Linked DNA regions of Mus musculus: all the other regions are linked to region 2. Evidence: chromatin loops called from intact Hi-C (ENCODE). Cell type or tissue: heart. All regions are shown on one strand. Each heading gives the region's core, and the rest is flanking DNA. Links, peaks and the distances in the headings are about the cores only.

Region 1 (7,377 bases), core at 1,585-6,584, 66 kb after region 2:
GACAGCCAGGGTTGGACATAACGTTTTTTTAGGGGCAAGTTTGAAATCTGAAGTTAGAAACAGATTTACTAGCCTAACCTCTTGCCCTTACCTTACATAGCATATGGGGGATAAATATTCTCTCCTTTGGAACTTTACAACAGTTAAAAACCAGACTTCCTTCCATCACTGAGTTCTGGACGCATACCCACGGGCATCTCCAACAGTCACTTGGTGAGAAAAGTCTAGAAAAGCAAAATTTTTGATAGCTGATGACAGTAGTCATGTCTCCTGAGAAATTTAGTTTCTTCAAGCATCCCCCTATTGATAGTGTCCAGGGAATTTTTTTTTTTAAGTTGGGGGAGGCAACCCAACAGATGAAGTGAAGTTTTTGCTTAGGGAACAATTTCAGGCATCCACGGTGCAATTCTTTGTGAAACACAGATTGAGTGTTGGGCTTGCTACTGGGTTTAAAACCACCTCCGGGGCTGGAGAGATGGCTCAGTGGTTGAGAGCAGTGTGCATTTCTTTTCTAGGATCTAAATTTGCTTCCAGGCACACATATCAGGCTGTTCACAATTGTCTGTGAATCCAGTTTCAGGAGATTCTAGCACCCTTGTGCTCCCAAGGAGCCTGCACATACCCACACATCAAGAAAACAGACACACACACACACACACCAAAAACACACACACACACACACACACACACACACACACACACACACACACACACACCCCAAAAACAGGAGGTAAGGGCAGGCAGGTATCTGTGAGTTTGAGTCCAGCCTGGTCTATAAAACAAGTTCCAGGACAGCCAGGGCAATTACACAGAGAGACCCTGCTTCAAAAAACAAAATAAGAATGAGAATAAATGTGGTGGTGGTGCCCTTTAATCCCAGCTCCTAGGAAGCAGGGGCAGATCTCTTTGAGTTCAAGGCCAGCCTGGTCTACAAAGTGAGTTCCAGGACAGCCAGAGCTATACAGAGAAACCCTGTCTTGAAAAACAAAAAACAAACAAAAAACAAACAAACAAACAAACAAAAAAACTTGTTACTACATCATCATCATTATTTTTGTTTGTTTTGTTTTTGTTTTTGGAGATAGGGTTTCTCTGTATAGCCCTGGCTGTCCTGGAACTCACTTTGTAGACCAGGCTGGTAGAATATTATTTTTAGTTTACATTACGAGATTAACAATACTGTTGCTTAAACACATGTGAATATTGAAGGTTTTCTGGTTTGTTTTGTTTTGTGGAGACAGGGTTTCTCTGTGTAGCCCTGTGGCTATCCTAGAACTCATTATGTAGACCAGGCTATGGTCAAACTCAGAGATGGGCCTGTCTCTGCCTCACCCTCACGGGTGCTGGGCTCAAGACTTACAATGCTTTTTTGTTTTTGTTTTTGTTTTTGAAGACAGGGTTTCTCTGTGTAGCCCTGGCTGTCCTGGAACTCACTTTGTAGACCAGGCAGGCCTCGAACTCAGAAATCCACCTGCCTCTGCCTCCCGAGTGCTGGGATTAAAGGCTTGCGCCACCAAGCCCGGCTAATGTTGAGTTTTTAAAAGGGGGAATTAACACAATAAATTCCCTTTAGGAAAATAATCTATCATGAAAATAATGTTCTGCCAGGCAGTGGTGGCACACATTTTGGATCTCTGCACTCAGGAGGAGGTAGACAGAGCTGTGTTCGAGGCCAATCTGGTCTACATAGTGAACTCTAGGAGAGTCAGGACGACATAGAGAGACCCTGTCTTGAAAACACAAAAGAAAACCTATCTTCAGATTTATAGGTCCATTTTTACTGAGGGTTTTGCTTTTCAACGTCTTCCAATTTAACCATGTAGACATAGGTAAGCACAGTTTAAATATTTTTGTTCATATTTTTAATTTTGTTCATGCTTAAATTTAAGGCTTTTTTATAGAACATAATCTAGAGCTTAAGACACTGAGGGAATGATTAAGAGACTCTGAATCTGAGGTCAGCTGCTTCCTCTCACGAGCAGTGTCCTGAACCATTTCCTGTGTAGACATTCACATTGTTCAAAACCCTAGATACATTGAAACACTATACATGCTTTCATTCGCTTTTTATTTTTGTTTTTGTTTTTTTTTTTTTTTTGTTTTCGAGACAGGGTTTCTCTGTGTAGCCCTGGCTGTCCTGGAACTCACTCTGTAGACCAGGCTAGCCTCGAACTCAGAAATCCACCTGCCTCTGCCTCCCAAGTGGTGGGATTAAAGACGTGCGCCACCAACGCCCGGCTCATTAGCGTTTATTAACTACACATCTTATTGCGGACTTTTTACATAAATTTAACTCTGATCATGTTCGCCCATATATGTAATTTGTTAATAGGAAACATTTCTGGTCAGTATTGTGTTCCAGAAAACAGAACTGTGGCACATTTGAGACGCTAACTTGAATCAGCAGCATGAGTTTTACAGGGTTCCTGGCTCCCTCTAAAATTAAAAAATTAGTATGCACCACTACAGGCACATAAAGTTGAATACTAGAGACTTTCTAAATGTTGCGTTTCATCTTGTTCCATTACCAAACATTAGGTTTGATGAAGTTAGGGGAAATCCTTGGTGCTTGGGGTGGGGGTCTTAACCTAGACGGCTTAAAAATACAAAGAAGGCATTTGTTTTAAGCCCCAAGAACTATGGAAACCAAAGGGTTTGGTAAAAGAAGGCAAAGGGAGACTTAAAAATGCAATTTTGTAACAAACTAAAGCTGTATGGAAACCTTCAGCTGTGGAAGTCTGGCTTTCCCTAGATTCCAGACAAAAGAAGCGTTTGCGAACCGAGGGGATTTGACTTCCTGCGCATCCCGCACCACAGCCTGTCTGGTTTTCACGCTTCCCCTCCAGGGCCAGCACTCGGAGGGGGCAAGGCCAGTCGGCCGCCATTCTTCAGGGGGGCTCGGTGTCCCGGGAAGGAGCCAGGCCCGGGCAAAGGGTCCTCAAGAGAGCTGGCGCAGAACTCCGCCCGTCCGAAGGCGATCGAGGCCGGGACGAGGCTTCTCCGGTGCAGGGGGCCAGGAGAGAGGGAAACAGCGTGCAAACCCAGTACCGCCCATCCCTTATCAGCGTCCGAGGGGAAGGGCGGAGAGCCGAGGAAACAGCGGGCCCCGCGCCCGAGCTCCCGCCCGAGCGCCTTTTAAACTGCGTTTCTGCACCTCTCGCCCTGCGCCGCGGCGGCTGGAACCCGCGCGAGCCGCCCAGCCAATGGGTGGCGCGCTTCCTCCGGGCGCCCGCCAATGGCGGCGCGCGTTCTTGGGGCGTGCGCGAGCCAGGCTCCCCCCACCCCACCCCACGCACTAGCTTGTGTATGGGCTCGGCTCGCTGCGGGCTCCGGGTTCGGCTGCACTTGCTCCCCAGTCGTGCGCCAGGGGCTTTTTGTGGCGGGGGCCGGACCTGGGTTTTGTGTCCCGAGTTCTGTGCCGTGCCCGCGGCGCCGCTCCGGGGCAGGGATCTCCCGAGGCGGCGGGCGCAGCCCCCGGGACCAGCGAGCGAGCGCGCCGGCGTGAGCAGCGGCGGCGGCGACTGTGAGGGGCCGGGGAGGAGAGAAGGAGGGGGACGAGATGCCGGAGTTCCTAGAGGACCCTTCGGTCCTGACCAAAGACAAGTTGAAGAGCGAGTTGGTCGCCAACAACGTGACGCTCCCGGCCGGCGAGCAGCGCAAGGACGTGTACGTGCAGCTCTACCTGCAGCACCTCACGGCGCGCAACCGGCCGCCGCTCGCCGCGGGAGCCAACAGCAAAGGGCCGCCCGACTTCTCGAGCGACGAGGAGCGCGAGCCCACGCCGGTGCTCGGCTCCGGGGCCTCCGTGGGTCGCGGCCGCGGCGCCGTCGGCAGGGTAAGGCGAACCCCCCCGGGGCCGCGGAGACGGGCGTTTGGCGGCCGCGGCGCGTGCTCGGCGGCGGGGCTGGCCCCCTCGCGGGGTTCCCCGTGCCCGCGGCGGCGCCCCGATCGCGAGGCCGCCGGGGAAGGCGCGGAGAGGGGAGTCCTCGGTGCGAGCCGCCCCGGCTGTGCTGCTTGGCTGCTCGGGCCGGGTGCACGGTCCGGAGTGGGTGTAGACGCGGCCTTCCGAGCCGTTTTCTAAAGCCCGACAGGCTTGGCCCCCGGCGCGCGAGGTGAAGTTGTAGCGTTTTCCCGCTTTAGCGCCGAAGTGACTCGCAACAGTGTCAGAGCGCTCCCTGGAGGGCAGTTTGCGACATAGTCATTTCTGGCCTTTTTTTTTTTTTTTTTTAAATAAAGGCATTCCCGCCTTTTTATGTTGTTGACTTTTTTTTTTTTTTAAACAGATGGAGGGCTTTTTGAACCGTTTTGTTTCCTCGCGTGTCATATTCTTCCAGTCATCAGGCCCCGCCTTAAGTGGGTTTGCTGTACTGTAAACGGGACGTTTTAAGTACGTTGCATTTGGAAAAGTTTGTTCCCGTAGACATCCTGGAGAATCCCAGCTAGTGAGCGTTTTGTTTTATCGTTGTAAGATTTTTGCTGGAGGAAGTAAAGATCCGGAAGCAAAAAGAAAAGTTTATGACATACTGATGTATCAGTATTTGAATTTGAATGCCTCAGGCCAGTGAGATGTAAGATGCGTTCCTGCCGGTGTGTATCATTTTGCCTTTTTTTTTTTTTTTTTGGTTGCTGGCTTTTTGGGGGTACGTTTTAAATAGTATTTTGTAGGTTTATATTTAGTTAACAGAATTCAAGTCATTAAAAATTAGTTATGAGTGTTGATTTGGAGTGTTTTAAATCTTCGAGAAGCATGTGAATGTTTTGACTGGTATCGCGGTTTGCCTCTCGTTTTGGTGCTGGGAATTGAACTCAAAGCCTCTTTTTTGTATGTACTAGCCGGGAACTACACCTCAAGCTGTTTGCTTCTTCGAAAGTTTAGAGTGTCTTGCGATAATTTAAAAAAAAAAGTGGGTTGTTTCCTGACTGCTCGAACAAGAGTGAAAGTTACATCAAACGCATGTGTGGATTTAGTTGAGAAAACTTTTACCCTTAACTTTCAATGCCTAAGTGTTTTAAGATTGACACAAATCTCGGGGCGGTGGTGGCGCACACCTTTAATCCCAACACTTGGGAGGCAGAGGCAGGCAAATTTCCGAGTTCGAGGCCAGCCTGGTCTACAGAGTGAGTTCCAGGACAGCCAGGGCTACACAGAAAAACCCTGTCTCGAAAAAACAAACGATTGGCACAAATCAGTGTCTAGTAAGCATTAGCCCCGTGAATTACAGCGTCGGGCACCTGTAATCCCTGAGTCCATGGCCGTCCTCGGCTACTTGAGCTCTTGCCTAAAACCAAGTAAATATTGACCAGCCTACTGTCTTTGGTGTCTCCTATTTGTGGATTCTGTGGGGGCAAACATACCATGTTATTGTTTGTGTGTGTGTTTGAAGATTTTTTGTTGTTTGTTGATTGGTGTTTCTCCTGCATGTGTCTGGGGGGTGCCATATCCCCTGGAACTGGAGTTGAGCGTCCATGTGGGTGCTGGGAATTGAACCAAGGTCCTCTGGAAGGGCAGCCAGCTTAAGAACACTGGGGCCCCCATGTTACTGTATTTTCAATTCTACAAAATAATGGGTTTCCTCCTAACTTTTTACTTACCCGTGTGTCAAGTTCCCCCGTGGCTCCCAACCCCTTTCTCCCTTCACATTAGTCCCCTTGCACTCCCTTCAATTTTACATGTCATGTATTTTTTCCTAAATCTAGACCCAGCATATTAGAGTGTGTAGGTAGAATATTTATTTGTCTTTGGAAGGGGGATTGAGATAGGATGTCCTGTGACCCTGACTGTGCTTGAATGCACTGTAGCCCAGGATGACATTGTCTCTGATTCCCGGGTACTGGGATTGTGGGTATGTGCCACCATGCCTGGGTCTGTGTGGCAAATTTCACTTAACATAATCTCCTTTCATCCATTTTTGTACATGGCATGATTTTATTCTTTATAGCCAAGAAAAACGCCTTTATGTATATATTTACATTTTCTTCAGTGATTCGTGTAGTGGCAAAGTCCCATGCTTTTTGTGGGCTAAAGCCATTCAGGGGGCTAGGGAGATGACCTGTCATGAAAACACAAGGACCTGATCTCCAGCACCCACATAAAAAGCTGGGCACACCAGTGGCATGTCTTTTTTAAAGATGTGGAAGACACATACCTGTACCAGAATGTGAACACACACAGACAGACACACACACAACCACTTTAAGTAAAATGTAGTAGCTGATAGGGCTGGAGAATGGCTCAGTGGTTAAGAGCACTGACTGCTTTTCCAGAGGTCCTGTGTCCAAATCCCAGCACCCACATGGTGGCTCACAACCATCTGATGCCCTCTTCCCTTGTTTCTGAAGACAGCTATAGTGTACTATAAATAAATAAATCTTTAAAACAGCAACAACAAAAAATTGCCCAGCAGTGGTGGCTCACTTGGGAGGCAGAGCCAGGCAGATTTCTGAGTTCTAGGACAGCCAGGGCTACACACACAAAACAAAACAAAACAAAACAAAACAGGAGAAAAAAAATTGTCATATTTCCTCTTACCAGCTCAACTTACATGAAAGATCCTTCCTTTTTTGTGAGCACTTACTATGGGGCTAGGCCGTACAAGAGTAGAGGACAGTTTCGGATGCTCCAGAAGGAGCATTGATGCCCAGCACTTGGTGGAGACACAGTTCTTGCTATATCCCTTGGATGCTGGCTCCAACCCAGCTCTTTATGGTGGGGGCTCTTTCTCTCAGTGGGTCTCATATGATAGGTGTGTATTCTCCACCTGCACTATTTAAATCTTTTTAAATATAAATGTCTTGATTGGACTCAGTGGTATCAACTACTCGAGAAACCAATATTGGAAACAAGTACAAGAATAAAGTGAGTTCTGATTTAGGAATTAAATTACCACTTTAAAGTGCAGCATAGGGAAGGTATCTTGAATTTCAGAAGAAATGTAGAACATTTTTGATTGCTTGTATAAAAGTTATTCCCCTGTTTTTTTCCTGCCTTGGTCGCCTGTGAGCTAGATAGTAGGATGTTCCACCATGCCCAGCCTTCGTGAATATTTTTAAATTAAGGATAATTCCATAAAAGGATATGATTGTTTCATATGTATTACCATCATAGAATTCTACCTTGAATGCATATGATGGGTCCTGTGGTATGGGGGGGGGGAGATTTAGGCGTCTAGTTATCTGTCTTGGTAGCAGTATTTTTAGGTGTTAAAATCACCTAGATAGTACACACAAGAGCACACATTTGTGGGGTTGGCAATCTGCCTTTTTGTTAGAGCGTGCCAAGCATGAAAGTTTCGCTGTTAGGGATCCAGCGGAGCATAGTAACATTCCTGGTGAGCCTGTCAGGGGAGGAAGGAACTTCAGGCATGCATAGTTGTCTAT
Region 2 (7,377 bases), core at 1,137-6,136:
AATATCCCAGTTGGGCAGGAGTAACTTTCCTGGCTTAGGGACCATCCCTCAGGAAGGTGCGACACCCGTTAGAAAGGCCAGGCCCCCTGAAGCCATGCTAGAGATAGGCTGAATAACCAGTCACTTAATGAAATAATGCACTTTTTCTTCCCTGAAATATTCCTGAGTACATGTGGTACCTACAAATGGCCATGACATCTCTTAGGTGGGTTCACCTTTCTGAGTCCCACGTTTTCCTTTCTCGTTTTCCTGTATCCTTCTTTCTGATACTGGCCAGAACCTAAGTACGTCTGAGGAGTTTTGTTTGTTTGTTTTTTGGTTGGTTGGTTTGGGGTTTTTGTTTTGTTTGTTTGTTTGTTTCTGGTACTCTGGACTCCCTCAATCTTTCCTTAAAGCCGCCTCCCTGCCACATGGTTGCCAGCTGCCATATAGCCCTCCAAGCCCACTTAACTCAGACTATGTGGCTTTTTTCCTTCTCCATTCTCCTCTTCCAGACAGCTGCTGAGATTTACAGCTTTCCTGCCCTGGATTTTCTTAAATTATTTTATTAATGAGACTATGAACCCAAGAGGGGAACCCCAATTTCTCTGGATCATCTGGCAGCTACAGGAGGATCCCAAATTTCTCCTAACAAGATGATTGGATGAAGAACATGCATCAATTATCATTCCTGAGCCAGCAGGGTTCCTAACTGCGTTCTAAACACTTATGTTCACAGGACAGTGTCGGTCTCACCCCTCGCCAAAGAAGCTTCCCATCCCAGAAAGCCAAACTTGGCCAAAACCCAGAGAACAACAGATTGTAGCATGGTCATCCCCAATGGAAACAATCCAAAGCACACCCCTACACTTAAGACTCGGGGTACATCACAGAAGAGTGAGCAGAATGGACCAGGGTGTCGGCTGAGATAGTATCTTCTACAGATGACAGAAAAGCTGCACCATGCAACCGTAACAGCATGGCTGCCTCAGTCAGACCTACACACAGTGGCAAAGCCAGCTGACATGCCAGCATGGGTGGGAAAAAGGAAAAGGAAAAAAAAATCTCACAAAGCACCTCTAGATGAAGAGCTACAGCCAAGTAAAGACTGCTTAGAGAGTCAGTCAGAGTCAGTCTTCTCCAGGAATGAGTCCCTTGACAGGCGATCTAATTCCTGAGCACAAACACATGAGAGCAACAATAAACAGACTCAGCAGGCTGTGTGAGTCTATGCAGAAAGCTATACATATACTTTGATTATGTGTGTAATTTATGTATAACGATAACAATTAAAGAGGGGATTGAAGAGATGGCTCATTGTTTACGAACATGAGCTGATCTTCTAGAAGACTTAAGGTTGATTCCCAGCAGCCAGTTCCAGGGGCTCCGACACCCTCCCCTGGCCTCCAAGGCCACGGTGTGCACATGGTGCACAGGTATATATATATATATATATGTGTGTGTGTGTGTGTGTGTGTGTGTGTGTGTGTGTGTGTGTGTGTGCAGGCAAAACACTCATACAAATAAATAACAAACAAATAAAATCCACAACGCAGAACCCAGGAGGTTGCTTCTCCACCTTCCCAACCATGTATTCTGCTCTACAAATAAGTAAATGTAAGAAAAAAGTTAAAATAATAATAGTGATAATAATAGTAATAATAATAGAGGAAGTAGTCATAAACTTGAGAGGGATTGTGGGGAACATAGGAGGGGCCAGAGGAGGGAGAATAGGGGTGAAAGTGATGTAATACAGTATTTATTTGTGAAATTCTCAAAAAACTAATGATAACATAAATGTAAAAGGTGCCATGTGTTCACAATGTAGTTTTATTCAGCCTTAAAGAATAAAATTTTTGTCTTTGCAGAAAATACAACAGGAAATCAATACATTAACTTAAAAAATTCAGACTCTGATTTATGAAGTTAATAGATAATGTAAACTCAAATAAGAGTGATCTGGCTTTGGAGTTGTTTTTTGAGACAGGGTCTCCTTGTATCCCAGGCTGATCTCAGACTCTTTATGTAGCAGAGGATGGCCTTGCTCTCTTGATCCTCCCGCCTCGTAGAATGCTAGAATTACAGGTATACACACGAGGATTTCTTAACAAGCTGAATGGAGCAGAATCTGTAAACCTGCAACTTGGAAAGATAAAGTCATTCATGTCTTAAGTATTGAAATATCTTTGCCACACAAAGATAAGTTGGCTTGTTGTAGATCAAGTCACAATTCAAGTGGCCTCTCATCTCTACGTAGAGCTTTGTCCAGGCAAAGAGAGATTCTTAGAAAATACGATTCTCCTATTGCTCCCCATATCTTTCTGTATTATTATCATTTTATTACTTTTTATTTCAGTTGTTTCCCACACTCCCTCCTCCCTCTTGCGGGTGCTTTCCTCCACCAGGCCTCCCCCTTCCCTGGGTCTCTTGAGGATCAAGCACATCTTCCAGTCTCCCACTGGGGCCAGACCAGGCAGACCTCTGCTATGTTTGTGCCTTGGACCAGCCTGTGTATACTCCTGGTTGGTGGCTCAGTCTCTGGGAGTTCCCTGGGGTCCTGGTTAGTTGAGACTGCTGATCTTCCTATGGGGTCTGCCCTCCCCTTCAACTTCTTCAGTCCTTCCCCACCCTAATTCAACCGTCGGGGTCCCCAACTTCAGTCCAATGGTTGGCTGTAAGTATCTGCTTCGGTCTCAGTCAGCTGCTGGTGGGGCCTCTCAGAGGACAGCCATGCCAGGCTCCCATACCGCCTTCATCTGTGCAAGGATCGGTGTGTTTTCCGGGAACTGACCATGTTGTTTATTAATAGCATGCAAAAAGACAAAGACTGGAAAAGTACAAAAGCCCATATCTATATACTGTCCTTCAGACCTGACCTTGCTTTCGTTCACAAATACCCTATGCTCTCAGTTCCCATCAGACCCTTTTCGTTCTAAGACCTGGAATTGTATCCGTTAACAGGTGGCATTTCGTACAGGAGCACACAGACTAACTATGCAGTGTGAAAACTTTCGGCTGTCTTTCCTTCCATGGTCCTTACCCCATCGTATGACTGTGTAACAACTTGTTCCGATACAGATTTGTTTGAATTTCCTAAACTTTCTTGATTAGAATCATTCGATAGAAGGGTCAAGGGAGAGACAGAGAAAGGGATAGAAGAAAGAAAACCTTTGGCAATGCTAAGCAGCCAGTGTGTAATGGAATCTGCATTTGGCAGCAGAATCTTGGACTTACTCCAATTCAGGAAATACCTACGAATGTGCCAGAGGCAAACTTAGCTTTCAAGGCCAGCGGGGCCACGGTGTTAGGAATGCACACACTGGCTTTCAGAAATCGGAGACTTTCTAAATGTCCACCAGATGGCCTCAGTTTTCAGAACCACATCACAGAGTTTGGTTTTAGTTCTGTAAGCCCCGTAAATCATGATCTAGGGAAGTGGCAATCTATAATTGAAGGTTATCAATAACGCTGGAGGTATCTATGCCAAGGGTCTCTTGTGGGGAAATAAAATACCATGCATTTTAAAGCTGATAAACCTGAATTTCTTTTTTTTTTTTTTAACCTAACATTATGTACTTCGGTTGAATTTTCTTGGAATCCTGCTGATATTATTTTCAATCTACTGTTTAATAAGAATGTTCTCAGGTTTCAAAGAGTTTGTGATGCAAAAACACTCCAATGCATCATAAATCACTTCTGCAGAAGGCATAACTAACTACAGGCTTCCAGGCGACTACAGGCTTCCAGGCGATGTAAGAACACCCGCCACTTGCACCTGTCACTAAGCAGGTTTCTTCTGGTTCCTTCAGGGTCTCCCCATACAGTGCTTGTATTATGGTATTTTTGTTTTTGTTTGTTTGTTCATTTTTTTGTTTGTTTTAAGATTACAATAGCACGTAAAAAGAATAGACTTAACTGGAAAAGAATTTTCCAAGTCCAGGGTCAGTTTGATAGGAGTCCCTAGTCACACCTAGTGTCCTTAAAGAAACATACTGACCATTCTGGGCCCCTGAATCTTCTTTCTTAGATGGCAAGCATGAATGGGCAGCTCTATCAGATTTCCAAAGAGCCTGATTTATTCTGAAATAGCCAACTATTTACGTGAGTAGTTTAGAACACCAGTTGCCAGCACCTGGCTCTTTTAGTTTTCCATTCTGTTTTGGCAAGGGAGGATGCTATGGTTTGAATATGAAGCCTTCCACTGCCACCCCAGGAAACAGACTCATGTGTTGAGGTCTTGATTCCTAGCAGCTATGCTAAATGGGCGATTAAGAGATAGTGTTTGGTTGAAAGAAGCAGGTCACTGAAGGAATGCCTTCACAGGGTATAGCTTATACCCAACATTTCCCTGTCTCTCTGCTTCCAGGGTATCAGAAAAGTTCACTAGATCCCCAGCTCTGGAAAGATGCAGATCTTGACCAAACCAGTCATCACAAGTCAAGCCTTGGTCACCAAGACTAGTATAAGAGCAGTCATGTGGCCCAAATCATCCTAGCCTGAGTCAATTTCAACTCTCTTTCTATAAATACTCACATAAAAAATCATCCTTTGCTGGACACTACAGATCATGCCTGTAATCCCAGAATGTACAAGGCTAAGATAAAACCCTACGCTAGAGAGAGAAAGACAAAGGTAAAGAATTGAGTATAAGGATAGAGTGTTTGTAGTGAGAGAGTCTGGCATGCCCAGGCCCTAAGCTCAATATTCACAACCACAAAGATAATAACATAATAATTTTAAGTCCATTTTTCTGGGGCTAGAGAGATGACTCAGCAGGTAAAAAGTACTTGCTGCTCTTGCACCAGGACCAGAGTTTGATTCCCAACACCTTCAGCAGGCAGTTCATAACTTCCTGTGATTCCAGCTACTGGGACAATGCCTTCTTCTGGCTTCTGTGGGCACACACACACACACACAAGCATGTACGTACACACCATACTCGCACATAAATTCAAATATCTTTTTTTAAGTCCATTTTCCTTGCTCAATAAGAATGTTGAGTTAAAAGCCATCTCAGGGCCACAGTTTAGAGGGAAGACTGGAAGAAGAAGAATAGATGTAAGCTAAATGTTTGGTATAAATGTGATTGGTCAGCCAGACCATGCCTCAAGTGAAGGACACCTACTTTTGAATTTTTTCAATTGCAAAATCCAAGATTATAATGAGAAGCACACATGGGAAGGGCTCACATCATCCTTGTGAGTCAGGTGTCCATTCTAGTTGGCATCAGCCATTCCATAGTTTCCCCAGCATCCTTACATGGTGATAATTGTCCTTTTCTTTTCTAAACACATTTGTAAGAGATTTGTTCAAAAGGTTCCTAATGACATGGGAAGTCACTACAAGTGTACATTCTTTAAAGGTTTTGTAACATTTCATTTGTCAGTTTGAGGAACTGGCATGTAGAGGCGTGTTGTGGCCTCTCCTTGTCTCCGTTTCTTCAAGGGCACATGACAAAACTGTAAGTCCCAGCTTGCTTTGTTGTTGCATGTGCTTCAACAGTGAAACTCAAATCCAGGTGATAAAGCCTTTTTCCAGGTCTGCCCTGCAGACGAATGGACAGAAGACTCAGTCTGTCTTTTTTTTTTTTTTCCTTACTTTCTCTGTATGTGTGGCATGAATGTTTGTGTTTGAGAACGTGGGTGTGTGCATGCCACAGCAGATGTGTGGAATTCAGATGACAGCCTTGGGTGTTGGTCCTTGTCTTCCACTTTGTTTAAGATGAGGTCTCTTCTTTGGCAATGTATATGCCGAGCTAGCTGGTTGGTGAGCTTCCTGGAATTCTCCTGCTCCTCACCCCTCCCCTTTCGCTGTAGGAGCTCTGGGGTTACAGACATGTGCTACCATGCCCGGAATTTTATGGATTCTAGGCATCCAATCTTGGGTCCTCATACATCCACAAGTGTTGAACCCACTGAGCCACAGCCACAGCCCCACAAGGGACCCTACATGTTCTCTCTCATCTGTGCTTAACGCAGAAGAACACAGCCACCTTAAAATCCACAGGTTGGAAATGACAGAGCCAAAAGATGGAAGCAGCCCAGTGTTCATTAGTCAGGAATGTCCATTGAACTTAACATAACTGGGAATCTTTACTGTATTAAGTCATTGAGACTTCAGGTTTGTCTAGTATAGCATCTAGTGCTGTCTTAGCTAATTAGTGTTGCCTTAACTAATGGCTTTTTAAATATGAGTTTCCTCATTGGAGTCTTTGCAATCCCCCAAGGTCATGAGAGTGGAAGAGCTGGCTGCAGTACCCAAGAGAGCCAACCCTGTGTCCCACCTGGGCAGCACAGTAGAGATGGCCCTGGTGGTGGACGTGAGGGCCAGCTGGCCCTGAGTGCATGAGTTTTGGATACCTGGCCCACTACTCATCTCTAATATGGAGGTTTAGACAAGGGAAAAATTACCCCTGCCCCTAGCTACCTGTGGCAGGCAGGAGAGCTGCCCATGAGATCATGAGAGCAGGAGAGCCGGTCCTGACTCTCACCTGCTGCAGCACTGGGAAGAGTGAACCCTGTGCCTCACCTGGGCAGCACAGTAGAACTTGCCCCACTGGTGTGGTAAAGGGTGAACTGGTCCCAAGGGCATAAGAGCAGGAGAACTGGCGCTGCCCTTTTCTCAGCAGTGGGTGAGCTAACTGGAGTGGTGCTGGAGAGTTCACCCTGGTGGTGTGGGTGCCAGAGAGCTGGCGAGCTGACCAAGTCAACTACCACCCTGGCCCAGATCCAGGGCTATAAGTTGGCCCACCCCAGCATCTACACCATCTATGAACTGCTGAAGAATCTGAAAGGGCCAGTCCTGCTGACCTAAAGCTGCATGATCATCATGATACAGGGCAACAACCGGATATCCAAGAGTAAAACACCAGTGAACAGTCAGTTTTGATAGCGTAGCAGAAGCCAGAGGCCTCGAACTTGACCAATGCCTCACTACCATGAACATTTGCAAGTAAAGATGTGTGGACAAAAGGGTAGACTGTGGGACACATTGTGACGCACTACAGCTGCCACAACAAGATTTTTGTTGTTGTTTTGGTTTGGTTTGGTTTTTGTTTGTTTGTTTTCTTTTCTTTTGGTGGGAGGAGGGTAATGAAGGCAGAGAGCAGATTCGAAGGGACAGGAAGATAAATGAGGCTGGAGTGCATGATGGGAAATTCACAACAGATAATAAAAAAATGAAAAAAAAGAAAAAAAATGCTTTGACTTCTTACCTAAGTCAAACCCATATATATATCAGCACTTCCCATCTAGTTTCTTAAAGTTTATACTTTGTAAACTGATCTTATAACAATGAGTGCAGCATCCTGATGTCACTGTCTCGCCCTCATTAAACTTTAGCGGTCTCACCTGCACTGAGTTCTTTCAACACGTTCCACTTGGCTTTCACGGGAGCAAT
Region 3 (7,377 bases), core at 1,212-6,211, 48 kb after region 2:
AGAAATTTTGATAACACCATGTGGATGAAGGTTAGGGAGACAGATGCTCAGACATATTGCTGGTGGGAGTGTAAACCACCTCATCTCCTGTGGGGAACAACTTGACAGAATCTATCTAAGCCTCAAATGTGTGTTTTGGCAGGCACCGTGAGTTGTATACCCCAAAACCATTCCTTCATATTTGTTGTTAACAGAACCCAATTGCTCAGGTGGCAAGGAGCCAGGCACCCAGCAAGGAATCTATATGCATCGATTAGTTCCCAGCGATGAATCTATGTATCGATTAGTTATACTTCTAAAGCATTCACTGAGTGCTAGGCACTGTTCTGTGCTCCGTTGAAGACACCCAAGGAAGGACACCAAAGCCAAGTTTCCTGACAACCCCACCACATACTGGCTGAGGGGTGGACAAACGGTAACAAAGATATTTTGGGATGTATTTCAAATAATAAATGACAAGATAATTTTTTTTCCTCTGGACTGAGGCTTCTGAGAAGGAACTGAGTGAATGCTACTTTAACGAGAACGAGCGACACAGCATTAACTCGGATTAGTACAGACTAGAAAATACGAGTTCTCCTTCATAGTCCTAAAACAACTACCACGTCAGCCCCATCTCCACTGCTGTTATAAACAAGGCCTTCCATTCTAAAACCACTACGCTGCCAGGGAACCCTGGAAGGGAACCCCGTGCCTGAACTTGCTCCGGAGAAAATTCACCCTACAGATAAACACAAAACTATGCTTAACCTCTTTTTAAAAAGAGGAAGGTTGCATTCTGGCCAGAGAAGCGGGTCCTTCATGTATGTATTACGGCTTCTAGTTTGGTGTTTTTATGCGATTCCTGAATGTGGGAATCAGTGGCTCCCTGCGTCTAAATCTGTTTCTTGTGCCTTTTCCTGGGCTGTTTTCCTTCCGTTTTGTTTGTCTGTTTCCGTCCTAGTCTGTTTTACCTTAATATATTTTATTTTAATATCCCTTAGAAACCTGTTTGGTTTTTTTCGTGTTTTGTTTGTTTGTTTGTTTGTTTGTTTACGATTTTTCAAGACAGGGTCTCCCTGTGTAGTCCTGGAAGTCTCTCTGAGTCCTGCTCTGCAAACCAGGCTGGCCTCGAACTCACAGAGATCTGCCTGCCTCTGCCTCCCAAGAGCCTGGTTGTTTTCTACGGAGAGACAGAAAAGGTCGATCTGGATTGGAGGACAGGTGGGGAGGAACCAGGAAGGGGGAGCCATAATCAGGATATAATATGTGAGAGAATAATCTATTTCCAATAAGAGAAAAAAAAATAAATGCAACTATTAAAAAAAATGAAACAAGTTGCAACAAAGTTACTAAATAGATCTAAATCTTTTGAAAAAGAGTAAGGATGTGAACAGTATCCTTCATAAAGCTTGGGTGACTTTGAGATAGTTACACAGTGTTTACGTCTCTGGGTATAGCCCCCCACTACACACATAAAATGATTAAATTATTTTCATTACTCAAAGGAAAAAGTGAATTATACTATACTTAAAAATAACACAGAGCTCCACATCAGGGGTTCTCAACCTCCCTAATATTGTGACCCTTTGATACAGTTCATGTTGTGGTGACCACCAACCGTAAAATTATTTTGTTGCTACTTCATAACTGTAATTTTGCTACTGTTATAAGTCATAATGTAAATATCTGATACTTGGGATATCTAATGTAAAGCTTGGTTTTTGCTTCATTTTCCCCAGTAACAGGCTGACCAAACAAGGAGAAACCTGCCAGACTCTGGATAAGCCTCCTTGCTGCTAAATGGGTGAATTTGGAAAGTTTGCTGGGGCTGGCTTTCCACTCAAGTGCCAACCTTGAAAACGTGTCTTCATTGCCCGCAGAAATTATATTGTGACCACAAAATGACATTTGTAAAAAGGAGACATTGATGGGTTAAAGGTCAAAAGAAGATTGGGGCATGGTGGCACATGCAATCCCAGCACTCGGGAGGCAGAGGCAGGCGGATTTCTGAGTTCGAGGCCAGCCTGGTCTACAAAGTGAGTTCCAGGACAGCCAGGGCTACACAGAGAAACCCTGTCTTGAAAAAAGGTCAAAAGAAGAGCCAGAAGAATAAGAAGCAGCCTCCTGGTTAGTTCTGGTTGGTATCCCACAAACCTGAGTTAACTGCAAGAACAGAATTGCCGTCACCAACTGGCCTGTGGCACCTCTATGGGGCATTTATTTGATGAATGATTGATATGGAAACGGCCCCCATTGTAGGTGGTACCACTCCTGGGTAGGAGGTCTTCGGTTTCATAAGAAAGCAAGCTGAGCAAGCCAGTAAGCAGAACCCCTCCATGGCCCCTGCATCAGCTCCTTCCTTCCGATTCCTGCCATGAACAGACCATAATTTCTAAGCCAAATAAACTCTTAACTTCCCAAGTTGCTTTTGGTCAAGGCGTTTTATCACAGCCACAAAGAAGCAAACTAAGACAAACTATAATCTTCTGAAGACCTTGGTGAACTGCCAAGCCAACCCTGACGTCAGCCGAGAGAGAACCGCAGAGAAAAGTTTTATCTATGTACCTTTTGGGTACTTTTTTAGTTTCATTATGTCTGTGTTGTGTTGCTTATCCAAAGACAACTACGGTGCCACTTAATTACTATAGTCTTACCTACCAAACATTTAAAGCAAAACCTTACCAGCCAGGAGTGATCCCAGCACTCAGTACTCTTTGATCCCAGCACTCAGGAGGCAGATGCAGGCAGATCTCTGTGAATTCGACACTGGCCCGGTCTAGAGAGCAAGTTTCAGGACAGCCAAACTTTAAAAAGCTTTTTAGATGTATTTACTTTTATCTGATAATGTAAGACTCTGGGGAAACTTAGCTTACCCGGCACCCCTCAGTGAACCATGTGGAGCCAGGATCGATTCAAAAAGCAAGAGGAATTTATTGTTCCAGTGCACTGGGGTCATCCCAGACCGGAAGGAGAGGTGCCCCAGCAACAGGTGAGGTTTTCTATGATTTCCAAGGGTAGAATAGAGCATCAGCAACTAGGCACAATATGATTGGTGGGACAGTGCACCCTTTAAACTGATTGGTCTTTAGAGAATGAGGTGAAAAGGACTTCCCTAGTCTGAAAGTGGGCAACAGTCAGTCCTGCCGAATGTGTCCTCACCCGAAGTTCAGTTCCCACCCTGTGGTCTGAGGAATGTTAATTAGCCTCTCGGTTCCAGGGGGGCAAGTGTTTCATGACCTTCCCAAAGTTCCTAAGCTGACCTTTTCAATATGTTGCCTGGTTTGGGCCAGTGTGTATGTCTGTTAGAACTGGAGTACAGACAGTTGTCTGCCACCACGTGGACACAGGGATTGAACCTGGACCTTCTAGAAGAGTAGTCAGTGCTCTTAACCACTAAGCTCTCTATATATATACTCTACCCCTACCCCTACCCTCACCCTCAAGGAAAATTTAAACAAACAAAAGTCAAGAGAAAAAAAAAATCCTGCTTCTATTCCTACTCCAAATGCACAGCTCAGAAATGTTGCTGGCTTTTAAAAACAGGTTGCAGTGAGGATAGTGGTTCGCGACTCTAATCTTTACACTCGGGAGGCACAGGCAGGAGGATCTTGCTAACCTGGTCTACAGAGAGAGTTCTGGGACAGCCAGGGCTACAAGAGAACCAGGTTACACAGAGAAACCCTGTCTGGGAAAAACAAAAAAGCAAATAAATAGAGAAAAAAGAATTGGTAAAAGAGTGATTTACGTTGGATTTTCTAGACTTTCTTGGTTCTAGTACCCATAATCCTTTGCCAAATGCTTTGAGAACTGTGCTGTTTACTGGTAGGTTTTGTTTTGTGTTTAACATTAGTGGAAATCAAACCCAGAGCTGCTTGGCACATCCCAGCTTCTACAGTTCTCCTAAATATCTGCATCACAGGCACTGTTGTTTTTGTTGTTACTGTTGTTGTTGTTGCTGCTGCTGCTGTTCATTTTAATCCGTATCCACACTTCTAAATTCTGTTGGTATGTGATTCATCCAAGATTCCTGACGTTCTCCTCTCCTTGGGCATCTCGGTTGTGTGAAATGGCCGCGATATTTGTGGATTTTATCTGGTTATACTTCGTTGGGACACCAGAGGGCGCAAGGAGACTCGGCTCTTGTTTTTCTTTAAATCTCAAATCCTGCTGGCTGCGGAGAACAAAAGACCGGGAACACTCGGCTTTGAGACAAAGGGACACCGGGAAAAGCCACCCGCCCAGGGTTGGATTCAATTCCTCACTCGCCTTTGCCCCTTCTTTGCCAGGCTGGGGGCTAGAAAAACAGCTTAAGCTGCGCAATAATGAGGAAACAAGAATCAAAGAATCACAGTAGGAAAAAAACAAAACAAAACCAGAGAGCTAAGGAAGGACACCTGAGCTGTTTGTTTTGCCTCATATTAGTAACCTTAAACTCTTCAGCTCAGGATAATAACAGGTATCTAGTAGAAAATTCGGAAATACAGATCGCACTTTTTTTTTTAAATAAGATCTCAAAGAAACCCTGGACAAACGGCTGAGGTGCCTATTAACATATCAAAGCGGATGCTGGCCGCCTGGTTCTTCCCAGTATCTCTCAGCATCTTTGCTACCTGTTGCAGAGGCCTGGCCTTGCTCTTCTCAGCATTTCTCACCCCTATCCCGGACCCTAAAACCCCTCCAGCACCTGAGCTTCGCTTGCTTCCCTTCTGCTAGCTCCTCTTCCCTATATAACTCAAGACATTTTCGTGCCCTCTTGGTATACTTGGCTCTCTTGGCTCCTGGTACTCTCTCCTGCTCTGTCTCTCTCCTCTCTTTCACTCCCTCTCTCGTTCTTCTCCCTTCTCATGCGTCTCATAATGCGGTCCACTCTGCTGACCCAATTCAGTCCAGACACTTTCAGATACCTCCGGCAGTGCTCTCTCTCCTACCTACAATAAACCTACCTCCACAGCCATACTTGGAAGTAGTCATGTCTTCCCCGCCCCCTCCCCCTTCTTTTTTTCTTTTTTTAATTCAACATTATTCGTCTTTTTCTTTTCTTTCCCGCCCCTTCACCCGCTTTGAGACAGCGTTTCTCTGTGTAGCCCTGTCTGACCTAGAATTTTCAATGTACAAGCAGCTAAAGGTGCGCACCACCACCCGCCTTCCAGATCCGCACATTCTAACAGATTACTTTCTTCCCTTTCAACTTCTCTCGGTATTTATAAATGCATAAAGAGTAAAGCTGCGTGGTATTTTCTGACTACTTTATGGGATTTTGCTTGGTTGTTTATCTTTGTCTGATGGACTCTCCTTTTGTAGCCAAGGCGTCCTGAAAACTCAGACGAGTCTCCTGCCTCAGCCTCTGAGATGCTGGGATTAAAGATGTGAGCCACCACACCAGGCTGATCATGGGTAAACTCTTCTGACAACACTTTGCTGATAAAAGAGAACAAAATCTCAAAAATGCTACAGACAGCTTTTTTTTTTTTCCTTAGACCCTTTTGTTATTGCTTGCTTGCTTACTTGGTTGGTTTTGTTTTTTCCTACTTTTGCTTTGCTTTTAAAAGAAACAAAGAGCACCGGGCGTGCGCCTTTAATCCTAGCATTTGGGAGGCAGAAGCAGGCGGATTTCTGAGTTTGAGGCCAGCCTGGTCTACAGAGTGAGTCCCAGGACAGCCAGAGCTACACAGAGAAACCCTGTCTCGAAAAACAAAAAAATAAAAAATAAAATAAACAAAGTGCAAAGTAGAAGTTATTCTATCCCACCTCCACATACCCAAAATGAATTTGTATTTCCCAACAACTTGAAAACTGACACCACCACTACCACCCCAATCTGTCAGGGGAGAGAGCATGAGTCCCCAGAGTGTGGTAGTAGAGGGTAGAGTGATTGATTTGACTGATTGATTGATTGCTTGATTTAGGTCAGGGTGGGCATCAGGTTTGGGTTGGCTTTGCCTTAAGACTGGACACAAGACAAGAAACGATCAGATCCCCAGAACTAGAGTTACAGACAGTTATGAGCCACTGTGTAGGCTCTGTGAATAGAACCCAGGCCCCTACCCTCTTAACTCCCCATCCCCATGTCCTGAATAAACTCTATTCTATACTATACAAAAAAAAAAGATAAATATATAAACCATCATGTTATATTGCGATGTTAGTTTTTACTGTCAACCTAACACAAATCTAGAGTTATCTGGGAAGAGGGATTCCCAGTTGAAAATTTACCTTGATCAGCTTGTCCTATGGCCCTGAGGAGGAGAGATTTAGGTTAATAATTGATGTGGGAGGGCCTGGCCTACTGTAGGTGGCAACATCCCTAGGAAGGTGGGCCAGTGATGTAGAACCAGCTATGCAGGGAGGCAGAAAGCAATCCAGAAAGCAGTATTTATTCATCCTCGGTTTGTGCTTTAGAGCCTGCCACCAGGTCCTGCCTTGAGCTCCTGCCCTGATTCCCTCAATGAGGAACAATCATTTGGACATGTGAGATAAAACAAGGCCCCCTTCACTGCATTGGTCTTTATCAAAGTGTTTTATCACAGCAAATCTGTCGCAAAACTCCCTACAGTCTCCTCTCAACCCCTTCCACCTTTTGCCTCTTTTCTCTTGTCTATCTTTGCTTCTTTGTCTTTTTTGGCCCAATCTCACTATGCCCCAGGCTTGAAATCTTCCTGCCTCCTGCCTAGGAGTACAGGCTTGCACCACCAAAGCTGCCTCAGAGACTCTAAATCAGCAGTCGGAGCACGCCATTCTCTGCTCACAATTCTGTGAAACCAGCCTTTGATCCCAGAACGAGAGGTGAGGGAAAGAGCAGATGGATTGTAGGTTCAAGACCAGCCTGCTCGACACAGTGAGTTCCAGGACAGCCAGGGCTATGTAGAGAAACCCTGTCTCCAAAAAGTAATTAGTTAACTTCAAAAGCCTCTAATGGCATTTCACTCAGGATGAAAGCCCAAATCCTAGGATGGTTTCTTCAAAGACCCACATGCCCTTGAATCAGTCATATTAACAAGACACACTTAGCTTTTTCACTTTTGTGCAAATAATCACTTTTTTTCTTTAAGATTTATTTATTATATGTGAGTACACTGTAGCTGTCTTCAGATGCACCAGAAGAGGGCGTCAGATCTCATTACCGATGGTTGTGAGCCACCATGTGGTTGCTGGGATTTGAAGTCAGGACTTTCAGAAGAGCAGTCAGTGCTCTTAACCGCTGAGCCATCTCGCCAGCCCAATAATCACTTTTTAAAAGCTCTTTCATTTTCCATTCCATTCGATTTCATACATACATATATAGCATACTTTGGTATTGTCTCCCTCTATTATCCTGTCAAATCCCTACTTTCTTTCTTTCTCTCTTCTTCTCTTTCTTTCTTTCTTCCCCCATTTACACTCCAACACCACCTGCAT
Region 4 (7,377 bases), core at 1,526-6,525, 510 kb after region 2:
CTTTTGTGTGGGTGTGTGTGCTTGGGTGGCTAGGTTACAGCTGCATCCTTTGATTGTATACAGTACACTCTTGTGGGGAGGGGAGTTGAGACAGGGTTTCTCTGTGTATCCCTGGCTGTCCTGGAACTCACTTTGTAGACCAGGCTGGCCTCGAACTCAGAAATCTGCCTGCCTCTGCCTCCAGAGTGCTGGGATTAAAGGCGTGCGCCACCACGCCCAGCTTACAGCACACTTTTAAACCTCATTATTTGACTATAAACCACATGAAGCTTCCATCATTTTTACAATGGGGGCAAATAATAATGATGATTCTGCCCGCACTGCAGGGCATTGTGGGGATTCGTGAGTACACACATGCACATAGTTGTGTATCACTTAATTGGGTCTACATAGTTGAGCACTGCACCAGTCAGTGATGACTTATGTGTGCAACAGTGGTCCCAGAAGATCACATATCACAGTGATGTCACAGTTGCTTTCCTTTGTGCTAAGTAAACTGTGACTATTGTACAACGATGAAACTCCCCAATGACACACTTCTCAGAACGAATTCCCATCGTTAAGTGATACATGACCACACGCATATGGCTGGTGAATTCTCAGAATATCCTAGAAGACAGACAAGATTGTTATTAGTGTTCTCATGATAGATATAGTGGAGGCTTCCTGAGGTTGAAAAATCTGCTTTAATACAGAAGGCTAGCAGTTATGGAGATTGGAACTTTTGCCTTATTAAAATTGTCCCAGCGATTAGTGGTGTGTGTGTGTGTGTGTGTGTGTGTGTGTGTGTGTGTGTGTGTGTAGTAATGCAGAGTAAGGTTATTTAGCAGGTGACAGCAGGGGTGGCTCTCCTGCATGTACAGATGTTTATTACTCTCTTGCCCCCACAAACCCTTCCCTCTGTGATTTTGGATTTTTCTCTAATCTCTTCTTTTTAGAAGGATGCCTGTCATCTTGGAGTAGAGCCGACCCCTAATGGCCTCATTTTAACTCACTGCCTGTTTAAAGATCTTATCTTTAAGCACAGCCACATTCTGGGGTTCTAGGCCTTAGAGCTTTGGAGAAATGAAATTTGATCCACAGTGCTTAGGGAAATTACAAAGAAAATGGTAATTAATATATAACATGTCTTATTTTCTAAGTAAGTGGATCAAAGAGGTTATATGAAATAGTAATTGCTATATTAGTCACGAAACTGATTCCCCAGCACATATGGCTTATATTTAAAATTTTGAAATATAAAAATCCCTTGAATACATTTTCTTATTTATCTCATTTTTAGTAATGTTATGACCATCACTATGTTGAAGATACTGCTAACATACATTGAGTTTACTATGTTCTAGAGTTTCTAATAACATATATGAATATCCCAACTATTATAAAATTAGGAAGCAAAAGACAAAGGAGCTAAATGACTTGCTCAAGGTTTTATGGTTATTAACTAGAATAGCTGAAATGGACTCCAACTGCATCAGTGTTTTTTACTCTGTGGATCTCCTATGTGCTATCGAGTTTCTGCACAGATGGAGTAACTTGGGTCAGAGAACAACTGGAAAATCCAGACATATATGAAGGGATGGATACTGCACTTTACAAAATGAAGGTCAGCAATCCTCAGGAATCAGAAGCCACATGATTGGTCCGTTTTACTGTCTAGGCTGAATACCCAGACAGAACCTCAGGAAGGTGGTACCAAAAGTCTATGTTCTACTCTTACCACATCCCCACCAGCTCAAAGGGCTCTGCCAACTAGACCAGCTGAGACAGATGATATTAAGCAATATGCGAGTAAAGACCTTGATATACTTGGGGACTATGGCTTGGTTGCTAAGCAGGGTTTGCTTGTCATATCTCTTGGTATGCTGCCTGGATCAACTTTAATAGGGATATGAATTGACAGAGCGGGTAGATGTTTAGTAAGAACTGCACATATACAAAGGCTAGCACAATAGAGATGTTGTGTTCATTATTTAAAAAGAAACACATGACATCTTACTAAATGCATTCTTACCAGTTTTTGAAGCATGACCTACACAGTTAGAATTTTTAGAATATTTAGAATAAACAGCCATTTAGAATTACTGAAAGACATATACCATCCATCTATTCTTACAAGGTTACCTGCTACCTCTTTATTCACAGACTATAACTATGTGGGAAGAAGATGGCAACAAAATTACAAAGAATCTCCCTTTCTATACTACTCTGAATTGTTTGAACTAATAAAAACAACTAATTATACCCTGTCACTAAAAATCAAGTATTAACAATGATAACTTTCCTGTTATCAGCTTTTTCAAGGTTGTTGGCTTATGTTAGAAAATGCTTAGGGCTGGCTGTCCCCGCTGCCTCAGAGAGCTACATCTTGTTTAGTCTTTTGCCATTCAGATGTTGTCATATAATTAGCACCAAAAGGCACCTAAGCTTCTATGCTGAAACGGTTCATCTCAATATTCATTTGAGATTTGACCATGCTTCTTTTCACTTAAAATGAAGGAAAAGAAAAAAGGAGTCAGACTTTCAAGTGATCTATGTTGATGCTTACCAACACCTCTTAGTTGCTCCCGGTTGGTGTTTTCAAGGGCAGGTGGATTCTGCGTCTGGTGTTCTGTATGGAACCTGTCCTTGTGCCTGTTTCCGGTAGGGTGGGAAGAGAACAGCTGTCACCTGTCCTGCCTGCTCTGAGAACTCAGCACTGTGTTTGGCACCATGGGGATTTTCCCACAGTGCTTTGCAGGAAAACATCTGACATTTCATGATGATACTTAAACATAAGCTCGACGCGAGCTGGAGGAAGTAATGCGAAACTGGAAAACAGATTAAGAATTTGAAGTGGTCTCTTAAGCCGGGGTGACCCGGGGTGGTTTAAAAGTCCGCTTTATTGACTATTGTACCCTAAAGTGTAAGAGGAGGTTTTCTGACAAGGATTAAGAGAGGAGTTCTGTAAACCTGAATCATGTTTTTCAGAGGTTACTGAAGATCACACTGAGAACAGCTGCTGGGAATGTTAAACACAACCGTGGAGCTTTGAATGGAAGAAAAGCTTCACAAAAGAAAAATATATCATTTTACTGGAAACTTGTGCCTTTGGTGGTGAAGGGACTTGTCAAAGCAGCGATGAGAAAATGGCAGCGCGCATGCCATCCGAACACAGGGACATCAATTAATATGGTTTCTTAATCATAAAAAAAATAAGGTTAAAATATAGATGTAGGCTTCACATGCATCTATGTAAAAAGGAGGCAAGGAACGATCTTCATGGGCTCAGATGAATGGCTACCAACAATAATCCATCCCATGTAATCTAGGATGAATATTAAAACCACAGCCCCAGACACATTTTCCTACTCCCCTTCCTCCCCCAGCCCCCCTCCTCCAGCCCCCCTCCCCCGGCCCCCCCTTTTTAAACCTTTGCAACAAGAAAGATGGAGCCAGCCTTCCTGGTGCCGCCTGCTTTCTGGTTGGAAGAACACCAGACCCACCTAGTGGACATTTCAATTACTGCACACAACTTTTACCTTCGGCCACCGCTGCTGAATTACAGCGCTGACAGAAGCCTTGAAGTGAGATCATTGGTTGCGGTCTCCTTGTGGGTCATAGCAGAAATAGTAATAGTTAATCTCCAACAGATAAAGCTGTCTCTGGCTCCTGAAGGGAAGCCCGTGTCTGCCAACCCCCCGCCACCCCCCCAAAGCCCCCAGCATACTGCTGCAAGCGGAAGGAAGCACCAACAGTCAGTTGGCTGCAGAGACAAGACACCCGATAGGCATCTGGAAGCTTTCAATTTTCCAGGAAAGTCAACGAGCAAGGTGAACAGCTTGGCAGCTGTATCCACCGCGGAGCCCAGCCTTTTGGTGAGCAGGGTGAACTCCACAGAGCACAGCTGACGAATTACACTGTGACCTTTGCGCGAATCCCTGGGCACATAAACTGGGTTTACATTCAATTTCACTTTTTGGAACAGAGTAGCTCATGTGGCTACATTGTACCCAGTGTCCTGTCACTGAGCCAGCTCGGCCTCTGTATCTTGGTAGTCATGGCAGATGTTACATATATTAGACTGTAATTTGGGTCGGAGAAATAAGTGTTCTGGGAGAAAGGACTTTGGTGAAATACAAAAGGTTACAAAGTACAACGTTTTAGCAAATTCGGCTGCTAGGTCAAAGGTGACATCCTTCTACACATGATTTATTTATTATTAGGCATCAGAAGAAAAGGCCGGACATAAGGGGTGCAGAGAGATGTTTCTGTCCTGACTTGTGGGTAGTTGAAATAGTTGGCAGATGGTGGCTTCAGGCTAGGAGTGTGCTCTGTGGCTAGCACTGCCTGGGAAGGGCACATGGATGGACCTGGCGGTCTGTCATTAGAAGCATGTGATGTGCAAACTGTTGCTCCCGAGTTTACTAACAGTTCCTGCTCTTCCATCCCACCCTTCCTCTTCCACATCAATCTCATTGTCTGCCCCCTACTCCCCATGTTTCTCATTAGTACTTCCATCTTCAGCTCATCTCGTCCATCTTCAACATCCTCAACAGCTTCCTTCTTCCGTTTCCTCTTTCTTTCCTCTTTGTCCCTCCTTCCTCCTTCCCTCCCTCCCTTCCTCCTCCTCCTCTTCCTCTTCCTCTTCCTCCTCCTCCTCTTCCATGTCTATGGCTGCATCTGACATGGTAGGGCAGCCAGTGAGAAAGAAATCCAGACTCTAGCTAGAAAGCTGCTGTAGTCCACTGCAGAGGAGGAGTCAGGCACAAAGGTGGCTGCAGCCAGCACAGAGCAAGACTCAGGAACAATGAGCGATCACTCTTTGGAGCAAGTGGTAGGGCCAAAGGGCTTCTTTAAAATAATATTTAGTGTTATCATAGCATATGTTTTAATTAGGGTTTCCAATGCTGTGAGGAGACACCATGACCAAGGCAACTCTTATAAGGGACAACATTTAATTGGCGCTGGCTTACAGGTTCAGAGGTTCAGTCCATTATCATCAAGGCGGGAGAATAGCAGCTTCCAGGCAGGTATGGCACTGGAGAAGGAGCTGAAAGCTCTATGTCTTCAATCCAAAAGAAGCCAGGAGCAGACTGTCTCCATGTGGCTAGGAAGAGGGTCTCAAAAGCCTACCCCTACAGTGACACACTTCCTCCAACAAGGCCACACTTCCTAATAGTGCCACTCCCTGTGCCAAGCATATACAAACCATCACAGCAAAGAACACTTCTTGTCCGGTTAACTTTCTTAAAACCTTCTTAAGCATCCAGGACAGTATTGCTAACGAGGGTCCCAACACTTGCAGAAGATTTCTAGAGTTCATTCCTCTAACTAATTGAAATTTTATTCCTGTTGACTAGCAGTTTTTTACGCCTTACTCCATATCCCAGCAGCCACCACTGAACAACTGTGTGCATTAAACTATTTCAGATAATCTCACAAAGGCAAAACCACATATGATTAAGTCCTTTCTACAGCTTATTCCACTTTGCATTGTCTTCGAGGCTCACCTATGTCATGTCTTTCCATAGATGGTAAAAAAGGGATTCCTTCTTTTCCAAGACCTACTAATATTTCATTACATATGTGGTATGTGTGCATGCACACGCTCATACGCGCGCCCGCACACACACACACACACACACACACACACACACACACACACACACAGACACTTTATGCATACATTCACTGAGAAGCATTTCATTGTGACAGTCTCGGGGAGGGACTGTATATATCAGATTGGTCTATAGACACGTCTGTAGGAAGTTATCTTGATTATATCAGTAGTGGGAAGACAGCCACGTAGGTAGTATTAGTCCTTGGGCAGGGGACCCTGAATGATGTGAGTAGAGAGGGTAAGCTGGGCACCGGTTTGGGGGGGTCATGGATTCATCTCTCTCTTCTCTTGGCTGTGGGTGTGATATGATCAATGGTTTCAGGGTCCTGATGCTGTGATGTCCCCGCTTAGATGACTGTAGCCTGGAAATGTGAGGGAAAAATAGACCCTCCCTCCTCTAACTTGCACTTGGCAGGCTTTTTTTTTTTCCACAGCCACAGGAAATAAATGGAGCCTGTTTATGTATTTCTCTAAGATTTGGATTTCAGTGATTTTGAATAAATATCCTAAAGTTGGATTGTCAAATCATGTGCTAGCTCTAGCCTTGTGCATTTGTTTTCTGACTTTATCAATAGAGCGGACAAATAAAAGCTACATCCGAGGCCCACAGTGTGATTAATTTGATATACAATGGGAAATGACTTCTACAACCAAGCCAGAACACCACAGCACACGTTAATCTCCTTTTAAAATGAAGAATGCACAAGATCTACTTTCTTAGCACAGATCAAGCAAATGATGCTGTGTTTTTACTACAGCTCATTGTTATACATTAGATCTCTAAAAGTTAAGTATCATTATAACTGATTATTTGACTCTATTTTTGGGGGCAAGGTCTCATGCACCCAAAGATGGCTGTGAATGCATTATATAGCCAAGGATGGCAATGGACTTGATCCTTCCATCTCTACCTCTTGCATGCTAGGGTTACAGGGTTGCACCGCTGGCCAGTTTAGCAACGTACAGATTGAATCACCATTACTCTGCAACCTATCTGAAGACCAGATAGTAAGTACAATGCTTCAAGTTTTTTATTTCCTAAAAATCATCTTGATAATTTGTGAATTTTATAAGAATATTTGTCTACTTCTCTAAAAAATAAAAACCATTGATATTTTAACAGGGAATATAACGGTATAAGTAATATAATAATTGTATTGCTAAGTCTTCTAATCTTTAAACCAACTGAAGACTAATTCCATACATTGGCTGCAGGGGTTCTTGCAGCCCATAAAAATAATATCAAGCAATTGCTAACCATTTTAAACATTTTGAAGATCTGTTATTCTATCTTTTAGCATTTAGGGGATTTTGAAATCCTGTGTTTTGTGGATGGTTTGTGTGTGTCTGTCTACGGATACAGATCCATGTCCCTCTTACTCATCAAGGAATGTCCAGTATCACTGCAGCACAGGAAAGCGTAATGGTTAGAGCCCTTGCGTGGTTTCCCATCCTGTCTAAACAGTTATGACCTGTGGCACACACACTGACATCTGACTGGCATGACAAGCATTCTAGGATTCCGTTGAGCTTGTTGCCTTCATTATAGAGGTTTTTTTTTTTTTTTTTTTTTTTAATTGCCTTTTTACCCTTCCAGTTTCTCTTGCTGCTGGTGGAGGCCACACAATATGATTTGGCTAATAAAAGGTAACAGGAAAGCTGGCAGAGGATTCTGGGAATGTTCTGAATTCCCACTGAGAGGGACACAAGCAGGATGACATCATCCCTCTTCTTTCCTTAACCTAAATGTGGACATGACTCCTCAATGCTGGGCA

Evidence for each region. Peaks named below come from ENCODE experiments on the same cell type or tissue, not always from the same donor. Only the 100,000 strongest peaks of a DNase experiment are listed, where the experiment ranks them.
Region 1: it touches region 2 in a loop (5-fold over the local background); 14 of 42 quality-filtered maps call a loop at or near these places.
Region 3: a loop joins it to region 2, with 2.9 times the contacts of the local background. A loop is called at or near these places in 15 of 42 quality-filtered maps.
Region 4: a loop joins it to region 2, with 3 times the contacts of the local background. A loop is called at or near these places in 5 of 42 quality-filtered maps.

The regions. Positions count from the first base shown.
Region 1 is chr10:91,167,496-91,174,872 of GRCm38, reverse strand. It overlaps Tmpo (thymopoietin), which reads left to right and starts at 3,254. Exons shown (of 4, transcript NM_011605.3): 1 at 3,254-3,835. The coding sequence starts at 3,560. In heart, for the core only: a CTCF peak has its summit at 4,165; DNase peaks (open chromatin) are centred at 3,092 and 4,112; H3K4me3 peaks cover 4,290 bases; H3K27ac peaks cover 3,169 bases.
Region 2 is chr10:91,232,935-91,240,311 of GRCm38, reverse strand. No RefSeq gene overlaps it. Among named protein-coding and RNA genes, the nearest start is that of 4930534H03Rik, 16 kb to the right of the region's middle. In heart, for the core only: a CTCF peak has its summit at 3,333 (motif pointing right); a DNase peak (open chromatin) is centred at 3,241; H3K27ac peaks cover 811 bases.
Region 3 is chr10:91,184,813-91,192,189 of GRCm38, reverse strand. No RefSeq gene overlaps it. Among named protein-coding and RNA genes, the nearest start is that of n-TDgtc16, 6.3 kb to the right of the region's middle. In heart, for the core only: a CTCF peak has its summit at 4,098 (motif pointing right); a DNase peak (open chromatin) is centred at 4,109; H3K4me3 peaks cover 1,271 bases; H3K27ac peaks cover 2,093 bases.
Region 4 is chr10:90,725,057-90,732,433 of GRCm38, reverse strand. All of the region lies in intron 17 of Anks1b (ankyrin repeat and sterile alpha motif domain containing 1B), which reads right to left. Among named protein-coding and RNA genes, the nearest start is that of Apaf1, 350 kb to the left of the region's middle. In heart, for the core only: a CTCF peak has its summit at 3,516; no DNase peak of the experiment used is centred there; H3K4me3 peaks cover 566 bases; H3K27me3 peaks cover 2,442 bases.